Regions from separate parts of the Homo sapiens genome. Here region 1 is linked to region 2. Evidence: chromatin contacts called from ENCODE Hi-C data. All regions are on one chromosome and are shown on one strand. The core of a region is the stretch at or near the end of the contact, and the rest is flanking DNA. Distances in the headings are between cores, read along the strand shown. Region 1 holds the start of GABPA (GA binding protein transcription factor subunit alpha). Region 2 holds the start of LINC01684 (long intergenic non-protein coding RNA 1684).

The links. Hi-C counts contacts between places; a loop is a spot of excess contacts on that map. Pooled maps may share reads with other maps.
Region 1: a pooled map shows a loop between it and region 2 (14-fold over the local background). The contact joins the promoter of GABPA here to the promoter of LINC01684 in region 2. A Hi-C loop is called at or near these places in 3 of 37 single-sample maps with no recorded cell type and 6 of 50 pooled maps.

The regions. Positions count from the first base shown.
Region 1 is chr21:25,732,179-25,738,003 of GRCh38, reverse strand. It overlaps GABPA (GA binding protein transcription factor subunit alpha), which reads right to left and starts at 3,032. Exons shown (of 10, transcript NM_002040.4): 1 at 2,426-3,032. ATP5PF (ATP synthase peripheral stalk subunit F6) reads left to right here and starts at 3,100. Exons shown (of 4, transcript NM_001003703.2): 1 at 3,100-3,151. RefSeq lists silencers at 2,039-2,248, 2,309-2,448, 3,389-3,488 and enhancers at 2,949-3,068, 3,089-3,198, 2,625-3,280, 3,599-3,678, 4,971-5,808.
Region 2 is chr21:24,424,029-24,430,643 of GRCh38, reverse strand. LINC01684 (long intergenic non-protein coding RNA 1684) reads right to left here and starts at 1,904. Exons shown (of 3, transcript NR_135519.1): 1 at 1,740-1,904.

The DNA of each region.
Region 1 (5,825 bases), core at 1,783-4,282, 1.3 Mb before region 2:
CAGCTTTATTGGTGACAGCTGGTGCCAATCCAAGTGTCTATTTTAAGAAAGTATTAATCAAAGAAAATGTGGAGAAAGTATACACTATGGAATTTCAGTATTGGTTAAAAGGAAATAATGTCCACACAAAATAGATATATTATAAAAAACTGTTGTCTACAGAAAAAAGTGAGAATCAGGTTTATAGCAGAATAGCACTTAAAAAAAATCACTTATTTTCAGGGCTTATAAAGAGGTCCACTCCCATCTCCACAACCAATTTTTTTAAAATTAGAAAACATAAATTTTCTGGAAACTTTGGCAAGATAGAAAAAAAAGCATTATGATGTAGCCAGAGGCTGAGAAGTGGCCCTAATGGCGTATCAGCAGGGACACCTGGGGCTCCCCTAACATAAACACTAAAATAGGAAGTTGCTACAAAGAAATTTATCCTATGATCTTTCAAAAAATTTATAGACCAATCCCTAGAAAGTGCCAAATAGAGAAAAAACAAAACAAAACAAAAACCCATGCCCTTTTGGAGAAAAAAAAAATTACTCAGTTTCTTAAATGATCTGTCAAAAAATATTACTCAGTCTCTTAAATCTTTCTTTCTCTCCTGGTTCTCTATGCTTAGTCCAGAGAAGCAAAACAGAGATTTGAGAAATAGTCCAAATCTTTCATATCAGTTTTTGAGTGAGTCTTATCTCTTTTTCTGAAACCAATTCCTCAGGCTTCTATGTCAATACTTAGGAAAACTGAGAGAAAATTACTTGCAGTTTCTCCGTCTAAGGGCTGCCCCCGCCAGAACTGCACAGAACAATTTCATATACTTTGACACTCTGGTTCTGCTGGATTAAATCCAACCTGGGGTTCGGAATGTTTCACAAGATGGGATACAAACTAAACTTGAATTTAACGAAAAATTCTGGGAACGGCTAGTGTCTTTTAAAATACAGATAGGTGTAACATTCCCTTTTGAAACTACAGATAAATTTGAGAATTGTCCTTCATTGGAGAGCATTATTACAGAGCTTAGAACATTTTGTTCCCAATATATTATAAGTGGAGTGTGGGGGTACCTGCGAGATTAACTGCACATTTTCCTAAGTTATCAAATGCTTTTCTGTGTCTGAGGAAATTAAAAGACATTTTTATTTTCAAAAATAAAGGTAGCAGTTAAGAAAAAGCAAAGCATACATATCTATGTAATATAAAAAGAGAAAGCACATACAGTGAAAGATTAACAGTTGGGACCCTCAGGTGAAGGGTATCTGCGTGTTCACTGCATGATTTTTTCCCCAATTCTTCTGTAGGTTTGGAGTTTTATATATAAAGAGTTGAGGGAAGGCTAAAGTCAACAGTTTTAATTTAGTACTCGGTCTGATGATTTGCTTCAACCTAACATCTAGCTCATGATTTAATTACTTCATTACTATACATGCCTCATGACAGATGCTCTTGTATACACAATTCAGGTAAAATTGACTTGAAGTCCACTCAGCGTCACTGTATGTCTAAAAATAAAGAAGCTTGGAAAGCCTGGATGGAACCCTGAGAGACAGGCTAGTCCCTCAAGCAGTTGCTAAAGAGTTGAGCGGTTTCTTCTGAAGTTCAAGATAACACTACCGAAGAATGTTATCACCGCCTCGTTCTACAATTCGCTCAAGTGAATCCTGCTAAATCTTTGCTCTTCTCACGAGTCAGACCTACTGCTATTAGTGGAAACTACTTATGAAATGAATTTTATTTCTAAATTTCTAATCATCTTGCAATGCAATATTAGGCATTGTCCTCTCGGTCCGCTAACCTGATCAAACTGGGGTCCCTAAATCCAAACACGCACATACAGCGTGTCTTCTAGTACACAAAAAAATTTCCAAGTAGACAACCCATTGTTATCTCCTTGGTTTACTTCCTTGCTTAAAAACAAAAAAACAAACCCAGATGGCTACCATATACGCTGATAAATGATTCTGGTGTGTGTTGTTCTATAAAGAGAGCGGATTTGAAATGAGTGAATCGCTGAGTCCCGCGATGAGACAGGGTCTGCATTTTGCTCTTAAAATCTCGGGGGCGTCAGGACCACATCCCAGCTGAGCAGGCTGAGACTGCTGAGGAGTGCGGACGGGCGAGGAGGGGACGCGGAAAGGAGGGAGCGGCGACAGGCGACCCGTCCGGCACGGGTCCCGGCGGTGCCCGGTCCCCCCGGGCTCCAGGCCGCTCGCCCCCCGCCCCTCCCCTTCGCTCCCCGCACAGCTCTCCCGCCCCTCCCCACCCGGCTCCCTCAAGTCTCCACGAACGGAAATGGGAGTCACAGCGCCGGGGACCAGCGGAAACAAAACACAGAGGCGGCCGCGGGGGGGCCCTTGTGGGGGAAAAGGCCCCGGAACGAGGCCGGCCCGCGAGGGCCCGCGCTCCCCTCCTCCCCGGCGGCCGCACTCACCCACTCCGGAATCGGCCCTGTCGCCCCCGCCCGCACTCCAGAGCCGGCTGAGAACGGCAGCGGCGAGGGCTCCACGTGCAGCGTCTCTCCGGGTAAGACCTGCAGCTCCCGCGACTAGAAGTGTGAGGTCCCAGGGCCCTTCCCGCGGAATCGGCGCTGAGAAGCCCCAACCCCCCTCCCGCCTCCCAGGCACCTTCGGGTCCAGGACTACAACTCCCGGCAGGGTGCGCAAAACGACCGCCCAAGGCAACGGAGGCTCACGAGGTACAAGGAAGCACAACGCCCCAATCCGCTTTGTTTTACACAGTCTCACTTTCCCTGCACCTTTATACACTTCGATAACCCTAACGAACAGGACGCTGACTCGGAGGGGAGCTTGAACTAGGGGAAAGGCCACTCAAAGAGCGCATGCGTACAGAGCAAGGTTTCAAGGAGGGGAAAAAGAACGGGTCAAATTAGGCGAAGAAAAGATGGCGGAGGCTGTGCCAGGGGACCCGGAAGCACTTACCCTCCACTTCCTCCTCCTGTTTGGCTTCTGTCTCACCTAGACCCGTCCGGTCGCAGACTGTCTCCGAGACGCTTCCTGTCCGGTGAGCGTCGACCGACTGAAACGGCGGCCCATAATGCATTGCGATGGCGGGTAGGCGTGTGGGGGCGGAGCCAGGGCCGGAAGTAGAGCGGAGGTGGTGGCGGCGGAGGCTTTGGCAGCTCGGGACTGAGTGCAAGGTGACTGGGAGGGTAGCTAGATCAGCGTGGCCTTTTGGGACTCCAGTTCTGGGTTTTTTCACGAGGCCTGGGCTGCCTCTCACCTTTACTAGGAGGAGAGAGCAGCTCTGTGTCCTGGGGACCTTCACGGCCTGGCCCGGGGTCACAGCTGACCTCTACGTTTGTAGACCTTGGAGTTTGCCGTAGACCCAGAAATAAGATCGATACCCTCTCTGAGGGCAAATCGGGGCGGCGCGGGGGGCAGGGAGGCCCGGGGGTCTCGGGCCCGCAGCCTGGCTGGGGCAACCCAAGGTCAGGCGCGCGGGAGAGATTTTCGGCCAGGCCTACCCGCCCCGGGCGCACGGGAGCGTCTAGGCTACTTAGGCAGAACGTGTACCATTAAGAGGGAAAAAATTAGTCATAATATTGAAAGTTTGCATCCCACCTAAAAACGATGGTGCTAACACTTCATTAGGCGACTTTATGGATTGTTCATAGGAATATGCACTGAAGAGGCAGCGAACCTACTAACCTTTGGCCGGTCAGTCATCACTATAAATAGAACCATGCTCCCACCCAGAACAAGGCCTCTGCTCAGACTAGTGTTTTCTTACTGTTGCCTTCCCCAGTCTTTCTGATCATGTCAGACGCTATCATATGCTCTCGTGGCACCCGATGGTACTGGAATAGAGAATTTATGTCAGGTGGTATTTCACAGCTATTTGTGTAATGACTATCTTCTGCGTTTTAGTGGACAATATGCATTCACTAATCAGTGAAAAAAAATGAAAGGGATTAAAGGAGAAGGAACAAGTTTTGATATGGGATTATGTGTTCGTTTTTTGGATGAGTTCGTAGGACTTATAAGGGAGATGAGAACTGTTGAATGCTGTGGATAGATTTGGGGCTCAGGATGAATACTAAAATTAGAAATGCGATTGGGGAATCATAGGCACTTACATGGTGGATAATTGAAACAATGAAAGTGGATTTTACCCGTGTTGCAGAAGGAGTAACATCTATGCAGTCAGACTTAGAGCAAATTAACTGTGAGAATACGTGCAGCTTAATCTTTCTTAGATACAGTTTTATCATCTGTAAAGCAGGGATAAGAACACTTTAACTCTTTGAGAGTATTGCTGTAAGGGTACAAGGAAAGGATATATATGGAAGTACTTTGCACAGTATCTAGGGCTAAGCAAATGTCGGGTGAACCTATTGCTGAATGTTAAGCATGTCCTTAGTTTGCCAGAAGGGAAAGTGGCATTGAATTGCACAATTTTTTTTTTTGCATATATGTGTTAAGTTAGATTTTGCTGTGTAACTTTGACCAGATACTTTTTTTTTGAGACAGAGTCTCGCTCTGTCGCCCAGGCTGGATTGCAGTGGCACGATCTCTGCTCACTCCAAGCTCCACTTTCCAGGTTTACGCCCTTCTGCCTCAGCCTCCGGAGTAGCTGGGACTACAGGTGCCCGCCACCACGCCTGGCTAATTTTTTGTATTTTTCAGTAGAGACCGGGTTTCACCGTGTTAGCCAGGATGGTCTCGATCTCCTGACCTCGTGATCTGCCCGCCTCGGCCTCCCAAAGTGCTGGGATTACAAGCGTGAGCCACCGCGCCCGACCACTTTGACCAGATACTTCTAATCCTCAGTTTCTGTGTGTTTAAACATAGGAATGATAATAAGTGGCACATGACCTTGTGAGGTCATTTGTTGTTTGCTTGTAGCCTTTTCTCAAGTATTTTTCCCTGATGGGGTATAAAAGTGATATGTTATGAATTCTTTAATTTCTTCAAACAGTTTGCTTTCATTCTGTCAGGTGAAGCATATTTTGTTGATTGCATTGATAGTAGGATTTCTTTTTTTTTTTTTTTTTTTTTTTTTTTGAGACAGAGTTTCACTCTTGTTGCCCAGGGTGGAGGAGTGCAGTGGCGCGATCTCGGCTCACCGCAACCTCCGCCTCCTGGGTTCAAGGAATCTCCTGCCTCAGCCTCCTGAGTAGCTGGGATTACAGGCATGTGCCACCACTCCCGGCTAATTTTGTATTTTTGGTAGAGACGGGGTTTCTCCATGTTGGTCAGGCTGATCTTGAATCCCTACCTCAGGTGATCCACCCACCTTGGCCTCCCAAAGTGCTGGGATTACAACAAAGTGCTGGGATTACAGGCGTGAGCCATCACGCCCGGCCTGATTGTAGGATTTCTTTCTTTCTTTTTTTTTTTTTTTGAGACAGGGTTTCACTCTGTAACACAGGCTGGAATGCAGTGGTGCAATCACAGCTCACTGCAGCTTCTACCTCCCAAGCTCAAGTGATCCTCCAGCCTCAGCCTCCCAAGTACCTGGGACTACAGGCACCCACCACCGCACTTGGCTATTTTTTTTTTTTCTGTAGAGATGGGGTCATACTGTGTTGCCCAGGCTGGTCTTGAATTCCTGGGCTTAAGTGATCCTCCTGCCTTGTTCTTCCAAAGTGCTGGGATTACAGGCATGATCCGCTGCACCTGGCTCATTGTAGATTTCTTTTGATAATTTTTACATGCCATTCCAGAGTTTGTCAACCTTGGCATTATTGACATTTTGACCAGATAATTCTTAGGGGTGGGAGGGCTGTTATTGTCGTTATAGTGTTTGGCAGCATTCCTGGCTTTGTACTCATTATAAGCCAGTAGCACTCAGCTTGGTGAGAACAACCA
Region 2 (6,615 bases), core at 655-3,154:
CTATAAAATTGAAGACCAAATGTACTTAATAAATATCATTTAAATTAATAAATAAAAGCATGAGGTAATAGTTATAACTACATCATAAGATTGTTAGAATTACATAACATAATGCTCATGCTTTATGAGCATACTAATGCTTATTAGTACCATGCATGGCATCAAGCAAGGTTTCTATTTTGACCATCACCATTATCATATTACTTATACACACAGTAAGATAAAATACTATTCAATGAACTTGGGATCACAACCAAATTAATCTTCCAATTTTGGCGTTCTATGATATTCTTAGAAATGAATATCACTAACAAGTTAATTCCAATCTCATATCTATTTAAGAAGACAACATACGGAACTGCAACTGCTTTAACAAGTTCTATCTCTACACTGCCAAGAGCTTTTACTTTCCACTCATACGATATTCTATGGTCAGCTCAATCACCTGTTCCCTTGTATTCCTTCTTTTAATATTAGAAGATTATGATTCTTAAGTATGATTTTTATGATAAAATTTTAACCGCAATTTTTGAAATAACAATAATAAACTTTGAAATCTTAAAATTTCATTTTAACTCAGAATCCATAAAGAAATTACCTTCTCATATAAACTGAAAATTGTATGAAGCAAAATTTAAGTTGGTATTAAATTAATATTGTTTTACATTGGCTATCTTCCAGGGAATAGAGTTGGAGTACAATAAAGATGCAAGGAAAGCACATACTTCTTAGCTCTGCAAGTTATTAATAGGTCCAAATACAAGCAATGAACACATCATATTGAAACAAATCAGTTGGCAGTGGGATTTATCAGTTCACTAGGCATTTGAAGCCTGTTTAGTGATAATGAAATATCTTAAAACAAATTCTAAAAATTGTAATTTGTAGCAATATTTGTAATTTCTGTATTATGATCATGCTATATCCATTTCCAAATATCTTATCAACAGCCATTTTATACCTTAAATGAATAGTGATATGTCACATTTGATCTCTGACAATTTTGTTTACCACTATTATCACCACATCATTTTTATGGTAAGATAGCAGTGCTAGGAAATTCCATTTATGACAATTTGTACATTTTCATGAGATATCCTGAGCATCACATGCAGAGGACAGTCATATATTCACTCACCTTAGTGTGAGTGACCATGAGAATTGACTTTTCATGTGTGTAATACGTGCACATTACATGTTATTGAAATCTAAGAGAATATTATTTTAATAGAATAGTTAAAAAGTAATGCTGTATTCATAAGCAATAACTTGACTTTTACATATATATGTAGAAAATTCTCTCCACTCAGGAAATCACATTAAAATAAACTGAAACCATTTTTCTTATTTCAGTGGTCCATTTTGTGAAACAGATTTCAGTGAGAACAAAATAATTGAAACCTGTTGTTTCAATAACTCTTCCAACAAACTTAATAAAATTAATCCGTTGTACATCCAGACACAAACTGTCAGACTAAAAACTATAATCTGATGTAATTGAAACCTATTCTATTTGCCAAGTGTTTAAAAGGTATTTCCATATATCTCTTCCCTAAATTTTTATGAGGTGTCCGAAAGGACACGTTACTATTTGTAATATTTTTCTGGGCTCCGGATATGGCCAATTTTAAAAATGATGTGTTTGTTTTAGTTTCACTTTAAAGTGTTGTAAGATGTTAACCTCAGAGCTCAACCAACAGACCAGAATAATAGTAAAAAAATAAAATAAAAATTCTCACCTCTTTATATTCAAAGCTTTTGAAATCCTTGATCCTCCATGTCAGCTTGTGCAGCTTCTCAAAAGAGTTTCTCATGTTTTTCCTGCCCTTAACCTCCTAAATTGGGAAGGACATAGCTGTGAACTGGCAAGTTCATTTTCCATTCATCTAAACCTACAGTCACTTCCTACATCTACGACTTCCTTCCGGCGTCTTTCTCTGGGGCTCTTGCTCTCAGACTCGCCCTTTTGCTTTGAGGACTGGATTTACTTCTTTTAAGGGGTTATTTACTATTGTCCCAAATATACACATTTCTCCTAAGAACTTAGCTTTTTGAGAGTTTTCAGTTTTTTCTGATTGCCCATTTGTAGATCTAGTTCTGCACATTAATAAGATGCATAATTTGTGCCTCTCTGAAAGTGAGATTTTTTTTGTAGGTACCCAAGAATGTGGCATTTGCTTTACTCACTAAATATTCCAGTTAGTATTTCTAGTGATGGTATTCCCAGGGGTTATTCTAAAACACTTAAAAAAATGCCTCATTACATCTAACCATTAAAGGGAAATTTTACATGCCAAATACTTTCTGACTTTTGCCAACTTTAATCGATCAAATATTGGGAGTGTTAAATAATTCTTTAAATTTTAATTAAAGTGTGCTTTACTGAAGTATAGTATTTCTGACTTTAGTTGAAACCAGAGTACATTGTTTCCCTATAATTTTTTTACTTGGCCATCTTTATGAAAATTGCAATATAACATAGTAAAGATCTTTAAGGATTAAAAGTTTTAGGTAAAATAAGAGTACTTTTCTATTGATAAATCTTGGTCACAAACATGAAGTGTAATAAGTAATCTTTGCCAATGTTGTTCTTTTAAATTCTGACTCCCTTTTTCACGAATGTGCTATAATAGCCCTATAGTAAACATTCTTGTTGTCCCCTCAATTTTAAAAATATAAGATGATCCATAGGCTCTTTCTCATTACAAATTAATAGTACCTTTCTCATAGAACCGTTGCTTAATAGTCATTATTTTTGAACTGAGTGAATGTTTCCATGTAGTACTTCTTTTTTTCTTCTCAAACTAAGGGTCTTCAAGATGTTCATAAAAAATTGTTATCATAAAACTTATGTATCAATTTTAAACATTTTTTGTACCAAAATAAACTTATATTAACTTGTTGCAACTTTTCTTCTCTTTTCTTTTTTTTTTTTTTTTTTTTTTTTTTTTTTGAGACGGCGTGGAGTCTCACTCTGTCGCCCTGAATGGAGTGCAGTGGGGTGATCTCGGCTCACTGCAACCTCCGCCTCCCAGGTTCAAGGAATTGTCCTGCCTCAGCCTCCCAAGTAGCTAGGATTACAGGCGCCTGCCACCACGCCCAGCTAATTTTTTGTATTTTAGTAGAGACGGAGTTTCAGCGTGTTGCCCAAGCTGGTCTCAAACTCCTGAGCTCTGACCATCTGCCCGCCTCGGCCTCCCAAAGTGCTGGGATTACAGGCATGAGCCACCACACCCAGCCTGTTGCAACTTTTCCTAACTTGTCTAAATATGATCTAGTTTGAGGCACCAAGGAGAGGACACTGGTTTGACAAAAGCCCTATCAGAGCAACATGAAATCTGTGAAAATTGAAGAAAGAACAAACATCAAATTTATGGTAATCATTAAGTGGAAGAATGATCACATGATTAATACCTTATAAAAAGTTTATGGGTAATGTCCATCACAGTTTCCCTTTCATAAATTGGTACATTTGATGTCTTCATATTTTATGTAGGATTTTACTTGCATTCATTAATAAAATTGGCTTGTAATTCTCCTGAATTGTAATGTCCCCATAAAGTTAATTCCAAAGTTATAAAAGTCTCATAAAGTGAGTGGGAAATTTTCCCATATTTTCTATTCTGTGGAAGAAAAAAAGAGAAAACTTTATAGAAACAATGCCCCCAATAAATCAGCAGTTTACAACAGATAGCTAACTTTAAGAAGGGATGAGATAATGTTGAAGATGAAGCTTGCAGTGGCAGAACATCCACACCAATTTGCAAGGAAAAAAATTAATCCTGTTTCTGCCCTAATTGAAGCAGACAGAAGACCAATAACAGAAACAATAGCCAACAACATACATATCTCAACTTGTTCAGCTTCCATAATTCTGACTGAAAAATTGAAGTTGAGAACATTTTCTACTTGATAGGTGCCAAAATAATTGCACCGAGATCAGCGGCAGACCAGAGAAGAGCTTTCAGTGGAAATTTTAAACCAAATGGGATCAAGATCTTGAAGCAATTATTTTAAACATATAACAAGAGATGAAACAAAGCTTCACCAGTACAATCCTAAAGACAAAGTACAATCAAAACAATGGCTACCAAGAGGTAGAAGTGGTCCAGTCAAAGCAAAAACAGACTGGTCAAGAGCAAAGGTCATTGCAACAGGTTTTTAGAATGCTCAAGGCATTTTACTTTCTGAGTTTCTGGAGGGCCAAGGATAATAACATCTGCTTATTATAAGAGTGTTTTGAGAAAGTTAGCTAAAGCGTTAGCAGAGAAACACTCAACAAAGCTTCACTACCATGACAATGTTCCTGCTCATTCTTCTCCTAAAACAAAAACAATATTGTGAGAATTTCAATGAGAAATTATTAGCCATCCACTTTCCAGTCCTGATTTGGTGCCTTCTGGCAATTTCTGGGTTTCCTAACTTTTAAAATTATGTAAAGAACAGCCATTTATTTATGTAATAATATAAAAACAGACTGCATTGACATGGTTAAATTCCAAGGACTCTCATTCCTTTATGGAGGGACTAAATGTTTGGAGTCACTTATAAAAGTGTTTTGAACTTAATGGAGTGTCTGTTGAGAAATAAAGTTTGTATTTTTTATTTTTATATTTTAATTCAATTTTTCCATGAATTTTTGAAGTCTCATTATAGCTTCACGTTTAAATTGGGATGTGGAAGTTGACTCCAGGCTTTTGATTATTTATGATTCTTATTAATTTTTAAAAATTATTATTACTTAGGTGATGGCTCAGTTTTTCACACAGTTATGGTTGTTACCCCTCCTGTGAAGGCATTTGAATTTGTTAAAAACAAAGTATGAATTTAAAAGCATGAATTATTTTAAAAAGTCTGTGATCTCTAGACATCTGGCCTTGTATATTTTATTATTTCTTTGTGAATATAACATTGCTTTAAACTCTTACTCTCAAATTCTCGGCACATCACTGCATCCTCAGGACATCCTCTATCATGATTCTGCCAAGGTCAAATAGTTAGTAATTCACAATATCCATAGCTCAAATTCATTAAGCTCTCACTATGCTTCAGAGAATGTTGTTTCAGAGCATTTTACATAAACTTCACATGCATCATCGTTAGCATCCTTACACTGGCTAAAATTTTTTATAAACACAATTGCTCACTACATGAAGCATTCCCTTTATATTCTTTTAAAACAGAAACTAAAACTTTCAAAGTTTGTGTAACTTACCTAATGTTATATGGCTTTGAAATTTCAGAAAATGATGGAACTTTTTTGAGCACTATATTATACTGCCATATTTCACTTATTATTATTTTAATTTATGACACTTCTTCATTACCAGTTATACAAGTTGGAATGTAACATTCATATCTGAAACTTTTTTTAAAAAAAGTTGAGGAGTTTATTAGGGAAACATGAGAGGCATAGACACTCCAAGTGACAGAAAGAAAAGTCTGAAAATGTCCCTTCAAGCCAAGTGGGGGCCTGGCCTCGACCTCCCCAAATCAACAGGGCAACTTTTTTTATCATCATCTCTTCATATATGTGAGTACGAGATCCACTGGGGTAAGACAGATTCTGGTTTGACTTACAGCTGAATCTCAGACACCCTGTACAGTGCCTGACATGTAGAAGTGGATGAATCATTTGTGGAAGAAAATGAGGAAGGCGTAAAGGAAGAAAGAAAAGAGAAAGGAAGGGGGAGATGATTAAAAAAGAAAGGTGAAAAGGAGGAAGGGCAGAAAAGAGAAAGCAGAAGAACTTGCAGTTTTGTGTTTTAGATTCAGCGTGGTGGACAATATTGAGGAACAAGCCATTCCATTTTTCTCAAGCTTACTTAATTCCACATATTTGCCTTTTGTGATAATTTAGCTATGTCCACACCTAATTATAAAAGAGGGGGAGACATGTATTTTAGTTGGGCAGTCATGTTAATTATCTCTGCTAATTATCTCTGCTGAAGATAAAAGGGGTAAAATTTGGTAATATCATAGGGGTTTTAGCCACAAACACTTTGCCTAAATTCCTTTGCAATCCCTACTCTGTATATATAAAATATATTTTTCTTTATAGAAGGAATCCAATTTCCAATCCTTCCATGACACCTTTCCTAATTTTACTGTGTAACATATGCAATATATTAGCATTCAATTATATATTAAATTAATTTAGTGACCTGACTGTGAATATTATCTATCATAGCCAGTCTCTCTTCCACTTTCTCTGTCCTCGCTATGCTATTATCCTTGTTGTTTCTTGAATAGCCAAACATGACTCCGGCTTAAGGCTTTTGCTTTCACTGGTCCTGCTCCCTAATCAAATTCTCTCTGTCACTGTCAAGGTTCACACCCTCATTTTTAGATTCTTCATTCAGATACTGTCTTCTCATTAATGTGAACTTCTCTGAACATCCGCTTGAAAATCCCAAAGTCCCCATGATTTCAATCTGTTTCTCTGATTATTTGTTCCCTTGGCTTTTATTATTAAGTTACCATTTGTTTTGCTTATTTGTTTTCCCATGTCTAGAGGGCAAAGATATTTCCCCCCTTGTTTACTGCCTTATCCTCCACATTAGCATTACTACATGTTTAATAATTATGTACTGAGAAAATCATTATTTGCCATAA